Regions from separate parts of the Homo sapiens genome. Here region 2 is linked to region 1. The links are chromatin loops, found by intact Hi-C in ENCODE. Cell type or tissue: gastrocnemius medialis. All regions are shown on one strand. Links, peaks and the distances in the headings refer to the core of each region. The heading gives the core; the rest is flanking DNA.

Region 1 (8,244 bases), core at 2,037-4,536:
GCAGAATGGAAAGGTATTAGGATATCAGTGATAGCTTCTGAATATGCCAGTGTCTCAAGCTCCCTTCTTATGCATAATATATCTCTAGAATTATCGATATTTGCTCCCAAACTAGTGTACCTAGATATAGTGTACTCAATACAAGTATATTAAGAAACCACCAATTTCAGTTTTAGCTCACTGACTCCACAATAAAATAAAAATCAACAATTCAAATTTTATTTATTCTGTTGGAGATTACACTATAAAAATATAATTCCCTCTGGAAGTATGATACAATTTTAAAAGCAGAAGGAAATAAATGTTTTTAAAATGTATTTTATGCAAATTTTCATGCTATATTTTTTCAATCAAGACTGAGAGAGTGTGTTTTAATAAAATATCTAAAACAAATGTAGGTATACACCATTTATTTGGGTAATCTTACAAATCTCTAACTTTGTAGAAGTAATATGGTGTTTATGGAATGTATGCACACACACACACACACACACACACACACACACACACACACACATCTCAGATTCCAGAGATTTAGATCCTAGCTAAAGCTCTGCCAAAAGTTCATTATATTGACCTTAGTCAAGCATAACTTGGTGATTAGAAGTCAAACCCGTGATTGGGTCTTGACTGTGACGTATAGTAGCTGTGTGGTCCTGGGAAAATCAACTGCTTTGAAATATGTTTTCTCATTTGTAAAATGGGAAATAATACTATACACTCTTTCATATAGATTTTGTGATGTTTAAATGTAATAAGATATATAAAGTTTTTAGCACAATGCCTGGCACTAAGTGCTTAATAAATATTAGTGTTTATTAATGCTAGTAAAGTACCTCACTTCTTTGGGCTTCAGATTCTTTACTTGTAAAATAAGGGGATTGGCTTATCACTATAAAATCTCTCCCAACTTAAACTCTACAACTTAAATGAGAAAACCCAATGTCATCCTCCCAGATAGAAATTGTAAAACAAGCCTTAAAAAACGCATGTCACACTCAGTTTTTTTCATATTTTATTTTGGGCTCTCTAAACTTAACAGCATATTTCTAAGCACCACATTCTATCCAGAGTTGCTTAAGTTTGATCAGTTTTCTCTATTGGTCTATGTGTAAATGTCTAGGAAAGTCTCAATTACTATGAAAGCTGGCTATAAGCTAAAACAGCTTTGAGGAGTTTCATATAATATAGGTAATCAGAGAAAAGGTCAAAGGATTTTCCCTTACAATGAATAACATTCATGGTTCACTTACAATTATCTACAATAATGATGTTCTAATTTACAGGTTAAAACACCCTTCAGACTGCTTTTAATCTATGTTTCTAAGTCAAAAACTTTTATGTGATATTGGGATGGTACCTCAAAGTGAGGCAGGAGCCAAAGTGAAATATGTGAAAAACCTCTGTATGAAACCATAATCACACTGTCATTCAAGTAAAACGAGCTCTGCAGAAGAATGCAATTTGAAGCCTGAAGGATAGGAAAGTGACAACCAATATATAATAGCAATTGTAACAACCATCACAAAGGTCATCTCTGATTCAAGAGATGTACACATGAAAACTATCAGGAATAATCAATATAAGATAGCAATTGTAGATAAAATGTAATAAAAAGTGAGTAATTTGTGTATTTTTAAAGATACATGATACAATGTCACCAAAGAGAAGTATAGAACAGTGGAATACCTCTTTATTTAGTATTTTTCAAACTGAGAAGATTACAGACAGAACCTCTTCTGGGATAGTGTTCCCTCCCTTGATCTTGTTTATGAGGACATGATATATTTGAAGGCCACCCAGTAAATAGAGATCTGTGTAATTTCTTTCCTCTGACTTAAATTCAGGTTTATTTAGTCATTGGAGGGTCTCTTGCCTGACCAACGATGAATAAGCTTTCACATGTATACAGTTCTCTCTATAAAAATACTGCTTCATTTCCCAGGAAATTGTTTTCTAGGGGAAAAAAAAAGAACATATATAGCTACAGCTATTTTGATTATTCAGTTAGGTGCTATGGGCAGATAATAAAGAAATGGATGTCATGGTCCCAACCCTTAAGGAAGGGTTTAAAATCCATTTGAGGATTCCAGTCTAACACACACACACACACACACACACACAACAACAACAACAACAACAATAACAAAGGAGACAATACAAAGCAGCCTACAAGCAACTAACAAAGACAATAATTGACGTGGGAATTCTAGGAAAAGTGAGGTCAGTAACACTTGCATTAGATTAATTTGGAAGGCACTTGTGGAGGGGTGGAATTTGAGTTGAGTTTCCAAAGTGGGTAAGATGTGAATTATGTAGAAGGAGGACATCCTACGTGGAGGGGACAGTAATGGTATAAGGAGCAAAGATATAAAGGTAGATTGTTCTCACTAACTGAACATTAAAGAGAGTTGTGCCCTGAAGAATAAAGGAAAATAAGGCTCCTGCATTACAATGAGGCCAGATTATGAAGTTCTTTAAAATTCGGGTGGAATTAGGCTTGAAACAATAGAAAATAAGGGGCCAAGAATATGTTGGTTAAAGAAAGTGATTTGTTGAAAGAAGTGTTCACAGACCACTAAGGATTTGGGGCACAGGTGAAGACTGCCTAGGAAGCTCCTACAGTGACTACATGGGTGCTGATGAGAATTTAGATTGTAAAGGAGGAACGTGTGAGAAGGCTTTCAAAGGAAAATTTACCAGTACTTGATAATCCCTTAACTATGAGAAATAGAGAAAAATCCAGATTCCTCTGTAAAATTGTCAGGAGTCTATGATCAGACTGTGGAGGGCAATTAATAACAATACTGTACAATCTATTCATCAATAATAGACAGGCAGGTTGTTCTTCATTGTTCCCCACAACTGCTGAGTAATAAAAGCCTTAATATAAGTAATATAACAGCCTTCCCAATGAAGGGGTGCGGGAAAGGGCTTCTCAAAATAATATTTGACTTCAGTGATTCTAGCAGAGACACAGAGGAAGAAGATGGACTCAGCACCAAACTTGATATGGAGACTAAATATTTATAAGAGATTGTCCCAAGAAGAGAAAAAGGCAAGAAAGGAAAATTTCTTACTCTGAGCCTCCACAATGGACTTCATTCTGAGTCTTTCCAAAGAATTTAAGGTTCAAAATCATTGTCACCTCAAATCAGAGCTCCTTTAAGATTAAAAGTTAGATTCATTTGAATAATTAGTGTTTATTTTTCCAAACAGTTTCTTATCTGATAAACTTCTATTTCACAAATTCTTCTAGAGTTCATTCCGTTATTCAACATCTAATATCTGGAAATTTAGAATGTGCCTTCTCAAATTTATAAGGCTCATTTTGAAGCTGGATTTACTCAGTAGGCCAGTTTAAACTAAATGGCAGATCTCTCCCCATCAACTGGTGCTTGAAACATCACAAGGCCTGGGATGTTCCCTGGGTCTCTACTTTCCAAATTCAGCACAGAAATGGCTCAGCCCCACCTCTTCCAGTGAAACCGAAACAGCGCCTGTGCAAACTCCACGCCTATTCTCCTCACAGTGACCCACCCCGCCCCCACCAAGGTGCTAATGCGCAGGCGCTACGCTCTCAGTGCCTTTGAGTAGGGCTGTGAGAAATCTACTGTCCAGTGAAATCTAGAAGTGGTAGAATTCAATCCCCTCCTTTCTTCGGAGGCAGAGGCGCCACTTCCTCCTACTACCCGTCCAGAAGCGCGTCCCAAACATCGCTCTCTCTCCGAGCAAGGTCCTTCGCTCTCTGGCAATCCCCATTGTATCCCTATCCGCAGCTCGTTTCTAATCTCACTCAGCCGCCAGCCTTCGCTAGGAGGATAGAGGCACTTGGCTCCCTAGGATCCGCACCAGTTTTTTGTCTGCCTGTTTAGGCCACGGAACCTATGGACCCCCCCACCCCCAACCTCGCCCCAAACTAGGAAAAGCATTATCCCGGTGCTTTGCCCTCCCTCCTTCGCCCTTCTCACCCACTTAGTGTTGAGTGCTTACCTCGGGTGTGGTGCGGTTACGAAAGGAATCAGCGGAACCCAGATCAGGCCGCTGCTGGGGCAGGCGGATTCAGCGAGATTTTTCCTGGGTCTCCAGTGCCGCTTCAGACAATGAAATCAGCGTGTCCGATCATCAATTCTCATCATGATCGTGACGTCACAAAAGACAGCGGCCAATGGGAGCCTGCGATCAGCTCAGGACAGTCCCTGGCCTCAGCCCAGAACCCAAGAGTTGGGAGGGGGGAAGAGAGATGGCTGCCTGCAACTGGACTGCCTCTTCCTCACACAAATCAGCTACATCTACGGCCAGGGCTCTCTATACCTTCCTGAATAGCTGTGAACACCGAGCATCCCTGTGACTATAGTAGTTACATGCCAGCCATTTGAGCAGGTGCTGCCTGGCCTTCCAACTTGACATTGGGTTTTAACAAAATTGTTACATGCTGCCAAAATCAAATGATAGCATAAGGAAATACAGTCCTTTGTGGTCAGTGTTCGATTGACAGGTAAATATTCAGTTTTACTAAAATCAATAAGGTGTCCATCGAGCCTTTAGAATTTTACAGTAAAAGCAAGTGTACTATTATACGTGACTGGTTGGCTCTGATGACTGAGGAAAGAAACTATGGTTTTTATTCATCCAACCTCAATTCCTATTCTGGCAGAAGCTTCTTGGGTGATCACCATTATACCATTCCAGAAAAGAAGTCAAGCCACATGTTACATCATTTAACAGTCACTTGATATACTTCCCAGATTTGCTGGATGCCATGAGAGATATAGAATTCATTGATTCTCTGCTATCATAGAACTTGCAACATCGTTTGGAAGACAAGATTAGCACACAGTAAATATTCACAACAATAAAATAAAGTACATGATCATGTGCTCAGTCATTAACTACAGACAAGAGCTACATTATTTAATTATTGGAGACATCAGTGAGGTGAAAAGTCAGGGAAGCATTTTATGTAATTAAAACTTGAGATGGTTCTTGAATGGTGGATAAGAGCAGATGGAAGTCACCGTCTTAAAGGGGAAAGATAGGCAAAGGTAGAGACGTATAAATTCATATGATGTGAGGAAGCCCATGATGAAATCAGCTTGACAAATAGAGGGCATATGCTGAGGACTAGTGGTAGATGGAATTGGCTAATAATAAAAGCCTTTGAAAATAGGCAGATAACTTTTATTTGATTAAAAGCCACCAAAAGCCATAAAGCATGTGACCTCAATCCTCTATAGTCAATTATCTACAGAGGAGTTTAGGTGATTTTTTAAAACAAAAGCCAGATTATGCTCAACTTCAGATTGTTCAATGGTTTCCTTTCACATATACAATAAAATGCAGATTTCTTACCATGTCCTCAAAGCCCTAAATGATCTGGCCTCCGCCATCTTTCTGACCTCACCTCCTGTCACTCAGCCACTAATTCACAAATATATTAATCTTCTATTTCTCAAACAAGTCAAGCTCATGTCCACAGCAGTGACCCTGTACTGTTGTACTGTCTGATCTTTATATGACTTACTCCATCACTTGATTGAAATCTTTGCTCAAATGCAACCTCTTTAAAGAGGTTTTCCTATTTAAAATTGTGATATCCTTAACACTCTCTATACCCTTTTTTCTGTTTCATTTTTCTTCATAGTATTTATTATTATTAAATGTATTTTATATATTTAGTTATTGCAAATGTAAGCTCTATGAAGGCAGGGATTTTTGTCTGTTTTGTTTATTATTATATCCCTCAAATCTAGAAAGCCTCTAAATACAAAGTAGACAAATAAGTAAGTACGTATTGAATGAATGACTGAAAGCACATTTTTCAAGTCATTAATTTGCATTTTCAGTAACATTGCGATAGGCTGGAGTGAGAGAGACCAGTTAGACAGTTGTAATGCTAACCCAGCTTCTAGGTGACACACCCCTAGATTAGGGTGTTAAAAATGATGAAATATGAGACTTTCAAAGAAGGAATTATATGGGTAAAGTGGAGGATTCAGAAAAAGCCTATTGATAATTGATTAACGTATTCATAAATTACGTTTATGAATTACCTGAAACTGAAGTGATATGAGAAAAAGGATCAGAGTCCCTACCCTTGAAGGGTTTATAATGCAAAGACACAAGAAGACTTGTATGAAATCACAGTACAAATAGAGGCAATTAAATTAATCCAATTTTTCCTTCCTCTTTTCCCCTCTCACTCTGTAGCTAAGCCACTAGTATGTTTGAAGACTGTACCTTCAAATTAGGCCCCAAATCTGAATACTCTGTACCTCCTCTATCACCGTTACACTAAAGTCACTGTAACTTCTAGTTTGAAATACTGCAAAAGCATCTTACATCGTTTATTTTCTTCCACTCTTGTCCTTCTTCAAAAGTTTCTCTTAACATCAGTCAAAATATTCTTTATAAAGTTTGAATCAGACCATATCACTACCTGATTTAAAGCCCTCCAAATGCATCTCATTACATTAACAATAAAGTCCCAAGTCCTTTCTATGGTGTATTTCCCACCATTTGTTCCTGCCCTGGCTCATTATGCTGTAGCTACTCTGGTCTTTTTGGTTATCTGTTTTCTCTCTGGAATGCCTATTTCCTCTTCAGAGACTTTGCATTTGCTATTATTTCTTGGGAAACTCTTTCCCCAGATCTTCACATAGCATACTTCACATAATTCAGGCTGTCTGCTAAAATGTTACCTTCTCAGATGGGACTTCATGGACCAATCAATTTAAAATAGCATTGCCCCACCACCACCACAATTATCTGTCTCCTGTATCTTCTTGCTGTGCTTAATTTTTCTCATATCACTATGGAAAAATACATTATTAGTTTTGTTGGTTAGTTATTTTGCCTTTCCCCAACAGAATGAAAAGTTCAAGGGGGTAGGAAGTTGCCTCTCTTATTACTGTTATATCTCCAGTACCTAGAGTTGTAGTGGTACCTAGCATTAAGTAGGCACTCAATGGGTCTTTGTTGAATGAATAGATAGGGGAGAGCATAGATTGTGTAGTGCAGTAATAGGTATTCAGGGATGAGAGATGTTTTCAATACATGCCTAAGATACCGGTACCTGTCCTGTTCACAATATATCAATTAAAAGCATGTTTATTGAACTTGTAAGTAAAAAGTATCTAAGTAGAATAATTAAACCATGGATATTAACCAAGATTTCAAAGATCTCAAAAGACTCAACAAACAAATGCAATAAAATGAAGTTTGACATGGATAAACAGTAAGTCTTGATTCTAGGTTTACAAAAATCAGTTGCATAAGTACAGGAAGGGCAATAAACACCTAAGTTGGGAAGTTCATCTAAAAATTCTGTAAATTCAATATGAACTGGTATAACAAAGCTGTTAAACAAGATAATTCATACTTAAACTACATTAATAAAAAGTTATTATCTGAATCAAGAGAGTTAAGGGTTCTACTAGTCTCTACCCTAGTCAGACCACACTTGGTCTCTTCTGTTGATTATCCTTATTTTAAAATAAACATTCACAAATAGCTGCATTTAGAGAAGAAAAACCAGGATGATGAGGCATCTAAAAAATACATGATTTGAGGCAAGTCTCCAGGAGCTGAGGATGCTTAGCTTAAAGAGGAGAAGATCTCAAGAATATATAACTACCTTCAAATATTTGAAAGACTGCTGAGCAAAGACAAATGTGACTTATGTTGTGGTTTTCCAGAGGGCACTACCAAGGCCAAAATGGATAACTGATGGGAAAAAAAAGTCTCAGCTTAAAATTCAAGTGTTCAAAAATGATAGAGACTGTTTTGTAAAGTCAAAAGGCCTCAATCACTGGGAATGTTTCAGTGACCATCAGTCAGCAACGTTGAAGGATTATCTATATTGAGTGACTGCTAAAGTTGATTTCAACACAAAATTTACCGATTTTTGGATTATGTCAGAAGGAAGTTAGTCAGGAAAATGCCTTAAAGAAAAAAGTGAGTTTGGTATTTTAAGATTTGGTTTAGTCTGGTGGAGCTGAATCTAGGTTGGGGTACCACTAATAAAAGATAACCAATTTACTGCTCTCCCATTCTTCATTGGGGGAAAAAAACATGTTCACAGTGCATTTTGGGTGAACATAAAACTGCATACACCAAAGAAAGTTCTCCCAACTTAATTTTTTTCTTAATTTTCCAATTAATAAGGAATTTATTCTTAAGTTCATTTTAACCAACACAATCATTTATTGATATATGTGAGACCTGCCTAAATGAGCCCAGAAC
Region 2 (8,244 bases), core at 2,486-4,985, 500 kb after region 1:
AATTATGAATTTTTTTCTATTTTTGGATTGAAAAAGTTAATATTGTTTTTATTTATTTACTTTTTTAAAAACTTTTATTTTAGGTTCTTGGGTACATGTGCAGGTTTGTTATATAGGTAAAATTGTGTTATAGGGGTTTGTTGTACAGATTATTTCATCACCCAGGTACTAAGCCTAGCACCAAATAGTTATTTTTTCTGACCCTCTCCCTCCTCCCACCCTCTACCCTCAAGTGGGCCCCAATGTCTGTTGTTCCCCTCTTTATGTTCACATGCTCTCATCATTTGGCTCCCGCTTATAAGTGAGAGCATGTGATATTTGGTTTTCTGTTCCTGCATTAGTTTAAAATAAAGGCCTCCAGCTCCATCTATGTTGCTTCAAAGGACATGATATCATTCTTTTTTTGGCTGTGTAGTATTTCATGGCATATATGTACCACATTTTCTTTACCCAGTCTATAGTGATTGGGCATTTACGTTGATTCCATGTCTGTTATTGGGAATAGTGCTGCAATAAACATATGTGTGTATGTGTCTTCATGATAGAACCATTTACATTCTTTTGTGTATTTACTCGGTAATGGGATTGCTCAGTTGAATGGTATTTCTGTTTCTAGCTCTTTGAGGAATTGCCACACTGCTTTCTATAATCGTTGAACTAATTTACACTCCCACCAACAGTGTATTAGTGTTCCCTTTTCTCTGCAACCTCACCAGCATCTGTTATTTTTTTGACTTTTTAATAATAGCCATTCTGACTGGTGTGAGATGGTATCTCATTGTGATTTTGATTTACATTTCTCTAATGATCACTGATATTTAACTTTTTTTCATATGCTTGTTGGCCGCATGTATATCTCCTTTTGAGAAGTGTCTGTTCATGTCCTTTGCCCACTTTTTAATGGGGTTGTTTGATTTTCTTGTAAATTTGTTTAAATTCCTTACAGAAGCTGGATATTATTTTCTCCCATTCTGTAGGCTATCTGTTTATTGATGGTTTCTTTTGCTGTGCAGAAGCTCTTTAGTTTAATTAGATCCCATTTGTCAGTTTTTGCTTTTGTTGCAATGATTTTGGTGTCTTTGTCATGAAATCTTTGCTAGTTCCTGTGTCCAGAATGGCATTGCCTAGGTTGTCTTTCAGGGTTTTTATAGTTTTGAGTTTTACATTTAAGTCTTTAATCTATCTTGAGTTAATTTTTTATTATAGTATAAGGAAGGGGTCCAGTTTCAGTCTTCTGCCTATGGCTCACCAGTTTTCCCAGCACCATTTATTGAATAGGGAGTCCATTATTGGGTATATACCCAAAGGAATATAAGTCATTCTACTATAAAGACACATGCATGGGTCTGCTCATTACAGCACTATTCTCACTAGCAAAGACATTGACTCAACCTAAATGCCCATCAACAGTAGACTGGATAAAGAAAATGTGATACATATATACCATGGAATACTATGCAGCCATCAAAAACATAAAAAAGAATAAGATCATATCCTTGGCAGCACCATGGGTGGAGCTGGAAGCCATTATCCTCAGTGAACTAGTGCAGGAACAGAAAACCAAATACTGCAGGTTCTGACTTATAAGTGGGAACTAAATGGTGAGTATGCATAGACATAAAGATGGAAACAATAGACACTGGGGCCTACTTGACGGTGGAAGGTGGAAGGAATGTGAGGATTGAAAAACTACCTATCAAGTGCTATGCTTATTACCTGGGTGAGGAAATAATCTGTATGTCAAACCCACTTGACATGCAATTTTCCTGTATAACAAACCGGCACATGTACCCAAACCCAAAATAAAAGTTAAAGTTGGAAAAGAAGCAACAACAACAACTACAACAACAAAACATGGGTGTTATTGAAATTCCTGAAATTTTTGGGAAATAAGATTGTTATAAATTTATTCTAAGCTTATTCACAATTTTAAGACTTTTCTTATTTGCCTGTTGATTATTGTGAAATAAACCTGACTGATATTAAAATCAATAAAAAGTGTGCATCAATCAGTTATGAACAAAGTTAGCTTGACAAATCTAGGTATACCATTTATTTAATATGCAGAAATGTTAAATTTGGATGAAATTATTGACAAATACACAGAGGTTAAGGCTCAAAAACAGAAACTGTAATATTATTATTCATTCCTGTGGCAGACCACTATGTAGATATAAGTATTTTTCCTTTGAAAAATACATTAATGCAATTAAAACACCTTGATCCATTTTTTTCCTTTTTTGGTTCTGTACTATTTATTTTGCATTTTATTTTTATATTGGCATATATATGTATGTATATGTTTATATTAAGTTCAATAAAAGAAAATAGTCACTCAATGTTTCTTTTGTAGCCAGTATTATTAGTTTCATTTCATCATTATTTCTTAAAATAATTTTGTCATTTACAGGACAGTTCTGTTAAAAAGGATCTGTTTTGGGTATGAAATGTGATAGGTATCAACTAATGCCTAGTATATAGTTTGCACATAATAAATATTTGTTGATTGAATGAATGAATACATGAATTAATATTGGGACTGTTAATGGGCATATTATGAGCATCTTCTTTCCTCAGAATCCTTCAGGGAGGCCTACAGCAGACCTTGCTCCTGTTGTGAATATTGCAATATACCCTTAGTATATTCTCCTGATAGCACCAAAATCATCCTTTAAAAATGTAAATTAGATCACATCACACCTTTGCTCAAAATCCTCCAATGATTTCCCATCTTATTCAGCATAAAATCCAAATTTATTTTGGCGGCACGAAAGCCCCTACACTGTGTTACTTCGCTACCTCTGAAATTATTGCTCCAGCCTCACTGGACTTTTTCATTGCTGTTCCTTCCGTATGCAACCCTCTTCTCTAAATTCCTCCAGGACTTTTATCAAATGAGCTTATCAGAGTCTTTCTCTCATTGATATAAACCAGTAAACTCCCACCTCATTCCCATACTGTTTTATTTTCCTTCATAGCATTTGTCTCTTTTTTAAAATTTATTATTTATTTTTATTTATTTATTTATTTTTTTGAGACGGAGTCTCGCTCTGTCGCCCAGGCTGAAGTGCAGTGGCGCGATCTCCGCTTACTGCAAGCTCCGCCTCCCGGGTTCACGCCAGTCTCCTGCCTCAGCCTCCCGAGTAGCTGGGACTGCAGGCGCCCGCTACTACGCCCGGCTAATTTTTTTTGTACTTTTAGTAGAGACGGAGTTTCACCGTGTTAGCCAGGATGGTCTCGATCTCCTGACCTCGTGATCCGCCCGTCTCGGCCTCCCAAAGTGCCAGGATTACAGGCGTGAGCCACCGCGCCGGCCTCATTTGTCTCTTTTACTCCTGTAATCATAAGCTCTGTGAGGAAGCCACTATGTTTTGTCTATGCCCCGAACAACTGCCCGGCACAGAGTATGCTCTCCGTGACTTAGTTTTAGAATGAATGAACTTACCCATGTTTCGCAGAGGTAATAAGTTGTTTTTCTTACTATATAATTAATTATTAAAGCAGCTACATTTGGGTATTAAGTCCTTATCTGGACATATCACATATGCCCGAAACAAAATAATTAAAAGTTCTGCACCCAGGAAAATAACTCCCAACTGGACTATTGATAATGTTCTGGAAGGCTTTATCTGGGACCGGGAGGGTCAACCACAGGGGTGAACAGTTTCTCCAGAAGACAGCTGACCGAAACCGCAGCAGTTGCCAAGGCGGCTGGAGGAGGGCGGAGAAAAGGCGGTAACTGGCAGGCAAGGGGCGTAACGGGGTGGGGCTGTCCTAAGGGAAGCCTAGTCGAACTGATTTGTCCCTCTCTGCTCTCCGTCTGAAAACCTTGGCCGAAAGGGTTGTAGACATGGCGGCCATCAGGGTAAGCGAAAACCAACTTGCTTAATTTCTGTGGGTGCCGATAGCATCCCGGTAACTGTAAAAGGGATCCTACTAACTTCTGAAGGAGCCCTGAAACAAGGGGCAGGGTGGAGGTGGGTTTTGAGATAATTGCAATCTTTATCGTTTGAAGCCTCAAGACACCTGCCTTTCCCCATTAGGGTTTTATCAGCCTGGGACGCTGCTCCCTCAATCCCCTGTGGTTGTCGATTTACACAGTGGCACAGTACAAAACTGGGAAACGGCTGGGTGAAAATGGCTGGCCAGGCGACGAGCCGCAGTAGACGTTTCGGTCTTCAGCTGCAATAAAGAGAAAAATATATATATAAACTTGGCATTTGTCTCGGCGCACAGGGCAAGGCCACATGACCCTATGGAAGGACTTTGTTGAAACATTTGGGGTGAAACTGACCAGGATAGAGAGGTCCCATAGTCTTTCAGCAGTGCGCTGGTTTACACATAGTGTTGTTGCTTTCTGTGCTCGAATAACCTGTTCCTTTCGAGTTTTACGCTTGGGAAAGGTGCCTTTACTTGGGAGTCCGTGTACAGTGAGTGACTCAGCTGGCAGCTTGCTGCAGTTCCCTAAGTAGTGTTTAATAATGGTAGTCTACAGATATTTACGTAGCGGGTTTTAATTGTAAAATATTCTGTTAGGCTTGCAGGAGATACAGTATGAATAATTCAGTTCCGCTGAAGTTTTAAGTCGGCAGCGTCTACAGTTCTGGTTCTCATACTTCATCTGAGTTATTTGAACAACCTCCTACCTGAACTTGCCACCTCAAGCCTGGCTCTCATGTAATCTGTTTTCCTCTGTGTTGCCAGAGTACATCTACCAAAATGCAAATTTGATTTTTGCCTCCCCCCGCATTTAAAAAATTTTATGGGCATGTCATCATCTCCCCTCTGGGGTCAGGCCATACTCTTATGTCTAGAACATCTGATTTTACCTAGACTTTCCAGCCTCATCTCTTGTCACTCAGGAACCCTCCTCCTGTCGATACTGAGCTGCTTGCTTGACCCCGCCATGCTTTTTTACGTGCTCTTTCTCTGGGCCTAAAGTGCCTTTTCCCATGCTTATCTAGTTGTATTTATAGTTCATTCATTCATTCAGCAGCTATTTGTGTACAGCCTCCCCATATGCAAAACACAAAAATGCCTTGTTTAATAGTGTCCTTGATCTCCCCAGTCTATTTTATTTTATTTTATTTTTTATTTTTGAGACGGAGTCTCTCTCTGTCTCCCAGGCTTGAGTGCAGTGGCGCGATCTCAGCTCACTGCAACCTCCACCTCCCGGGTTCAGGCGATTCTCCTGCCTCAGTCTCCTGAGTAGCTGGGACTACAGGCGCATGCCAACCATGCCCGGCTAAATTTTTTTATTTTTATTTTTTAGTAGAGACGGGGTTTCACCATGTTGGTCACGCTGGTCTCGAACTCCTGACCTCGTGATTCACCCCCCCCCCCCCCCGGGCCTCCCAAAGTACTGGGATTACAGGCGTGAGCCACCACGCCCGGTCCTCGCCAGTCTATTTTAATAACTCTTGTTTGTGCTCCCAGAGGACTCTGGGCACACTCTTAACCAAGCATTTATTCCACTGCACATATAGACTACTTACTTGTCTGTTCTAGCTACCTAAACTATAAGCTCCTTGAAGACAGTAATTATATTAACCTTTGTATCCGTAGTACCTAGCACAGGTCTGATGTATATTAGGTAGTCAACATGTTCTACATGAATAAAGTGCCAGGCAATGAGGACAGAAGAGATTAAGTGGTGGAGATATAACACATATAACACAAATGACTGTGATTCAGAGTAAGGGGAGTTTCTTACCTGAAGAGAAGTACAAAGTGCTCTGACGCTCAAAAGGAGAGAGCTCACACTTGGTTTGAAGAGAGTAAAAAGAGGCTTCATGGAGAAGGTGCAGAGACAGAAGGAATGGTCAGTGGCAAAAAGCAAACCAGAATAGTGTGTTTTCATTGAGAAGAAGAGAGTTGAACAGTCCTTTGATTTCACCATTAATAAGTTGCTGCTGTTATCATTTATTAAGTGCTTACTCCAGGCCAGGCACTATGCTAAAACACGTTACATGTGTTAATTCACTAATTCTCAAGACAACTTTATGTGGTGGGTATTATTACCATTTTACACATGAAAATTAAGGTTTAGAGAAGTCAGATTATTCAAAACCATGCTAATAAGAGCTGAAGTGAGCTAAAGAGATAAATAGAGTGGTAGAGGAACAACCAAGATTGTATGGGGTTAAGAAAAGAATAAGGGATGGAGAACTGGCATTCATTTAGCACCCACTTTGGCCAGATGATTTACATATATTATTTTAGTTTAATCCTCTTGATGACCCTAAGAAATGGGTAATATATCCATTTTACAGATGGAAAAACGGAGGCTTAGAAAAACTGCTTGCTCCAGGTCATACAACCACTAAGTGGAAGAACTAGGTTCAAACAGTATATTTATCTCCAAAGTCTTTCCACTCCTCCTTGCTTCCTCTGGAAAGGAGTTATACATTACTCTTTAGAGAAGTTTGGTGGTGAAAAGAAGGAACAAAATCTTGGAATGAGGGTAGCAAATTCCAGAAAAGGTGTCTTTTAATTAAAAAAAAAAAAAACTAAAAACAAAACAGGAGACAGAAGACTTGAGCTACTTTGGAGACAAGGGAAAATGTACCAGGAGGTATCTAGAGGGAAAGATAATAGTATTTACAGCTATTGTGTTATTGAATATTGACTACGTGCTAGGAATTTTGCTAAGCACTTTATGTGGATTCTCTCATTTATGTTTCACATTGGCCCTATGAGTAGGAATTTATATTAATCACTTTTTACAGGTAGGGAAACAGAAGCTTAAAAAGGTCAAGTAACTCCAAGGTCACACAGGAGTAAAGTGGTAGAGCTGGATCTGAAATCACATGGTATGAGTCCTGAACCTGGACTCTTAACCATACTTTGTAAGAAAGTGGTAAAATCAAGAGAACAAGTGGAGGGATTAACCTTGCAAAGAGGAGACACACTTTGCTTCAAAGGCCAGAGTTGGTCGAGATAGAAGGTGAAGATACCAAGTGATTTTGAAGAACGGAGGAGGTAGAGGAGGGAGCTCACATTGGAGGTCTGTATCTTCTGGGTGGAAGGTCATCTGCTGAGAGGAAAATATGCCTTTAGGAGTTTAAGAATGGGATAGGCTTGGAAAAGGTGCTTTAGGAAATTCAGTAAAGTATCAGTAGACATTGAATAAAATATTAATAATTGCTGAGAAGTGAGGGCCTGGCTAATGTTGGCTCTAGTAGTGACTTTCTCCAGCAGTGCTCACAGCATAGGAGGGGAAGAGGAGACAGTGGGGTTGCTCCAATGCTGAGTGTTGTCAAAGTGAGAATGATAGAAGATCTAGGGAATTTATCCAAATAGTCATCCACTGTGGATAAGGAGACAAAGAAGAAGATTGAAGTGATGGACTAGGGTACTAGAAGATTTATGGCCATAGTGAGAAAGAAGAACTAGTTCAAAAAGAGTAGGAGAGTTGAAAGAGCATTCTATTTTAATGAGGGAAATTTCAAGCATTTAGGATCTTGAAGGTGAAACGATTTCTAATAATTGCAAAGTAGGGTAACTGTGTTAGAAATGGCTAAGATTTGTGGAGATCATGGTGCTTGAGAAGCAAGGACTGTGCTGATCTCTCGGGTCTTCTGGAATCGGGGAATTCCTGGGGGTCTGGCCTTCAATTAAGTGGATTGGGAGGAATGTATAATAGTAGTGTCAAATAAAAGCCAAGTTTCATTTAATGCCAGAGGTTGAGAGTGAGTTTGAAGACAATTTGGGTATTGGCAGATAATTTGTTTTTAATGCATACTTAAAATCAAAATTTGTCTATGATTTATTGAGGACTTACTGTGTATCAGGTACTGCGCTAAGCTGTTGATACTCATTATTTCATTTAATTCTCACTAAAAGTCTTCTAAGGTAGGTAACTTTACCTGTAAGAACTGAAATAGATCAGTAAGGAAATCGAAACTGTAATGATAGGAGGTTGCACTCAGAGAAAAACTTGCTGAATTTATGATTTTAGCTATTAAGACGTTCTAGGGAATGGTAAATTCAAGATGTCCCCAGGGAATAGGTAGCTATAAGACCCTCTGGGTTTATGTATTTTTTTTTCTTTTTTTCCCCAGCTTTATTGAGGTATAACTGATAAATAAAATGGTTTGATTTTAAGGTGTGCAGTGTGATGATTTGATATACATATATTTTGTGGAATGATTACCAGAATCAAATTAGTTTATATGTATCACTTCACCATGCTGTGTATTATATCCCTTGAACTTACCTGTCATTGAAAGTTTGTGCCCTTTG

The links. Hi-C counts contacts between places; a loop is a spot of excess contacts. Peaks named below come from ENCODE experiments on the same cell type or tissue, not always from the same donor. Only the 100,000 strongest peaks of a DNase experiment are listed, where the experiment ranks them.
Region 2: it touches region 1 in a loop (10-fold over the local background); 2 of 110 quality-filtered maps call a loop at or near these places.

What each region holds. Positions count from the first base shown.
Region 1 is chrX:84,498,349-84,506,592 of GRCh38, forward strand. It overlaps HDX (highly divergent homeobox), which reads right to left and starts at 4,105. Exons shown (of 11, transcript NM_001177479.2): 1 at 3,994-4,105. RefSeq lists a silencer at 4,129-4,278. In gastrocnemius medialis, for the core only: no CTCF peak of the experiment used is centred there; DNase peaks (open chromatin) are centred at 3,533 and 4,153; H3K4me3 peaks cover 1,132 bases; H3K27ac peaks cover 1,568 bases.
Region 2 is chrX:85,000,063-85,008,306 of GRCh38, forward strand. It overlaps APOOL (apolipoprotein O like), which reads left to right and starts at 3,815. Exons shown (of 9, transcript NM_198450.6): 1 at 3,815-3,865. The coding sequence starts at 3,851. In gastrocnemius medialis, for the core only: no CTCF peak of the experiment used is centred there; a DNase peak (open chromatin) is centred at 3,749; H3K4me3 peaks cover 2,311 bases; H3K27ac peaks cover 1,829 bases.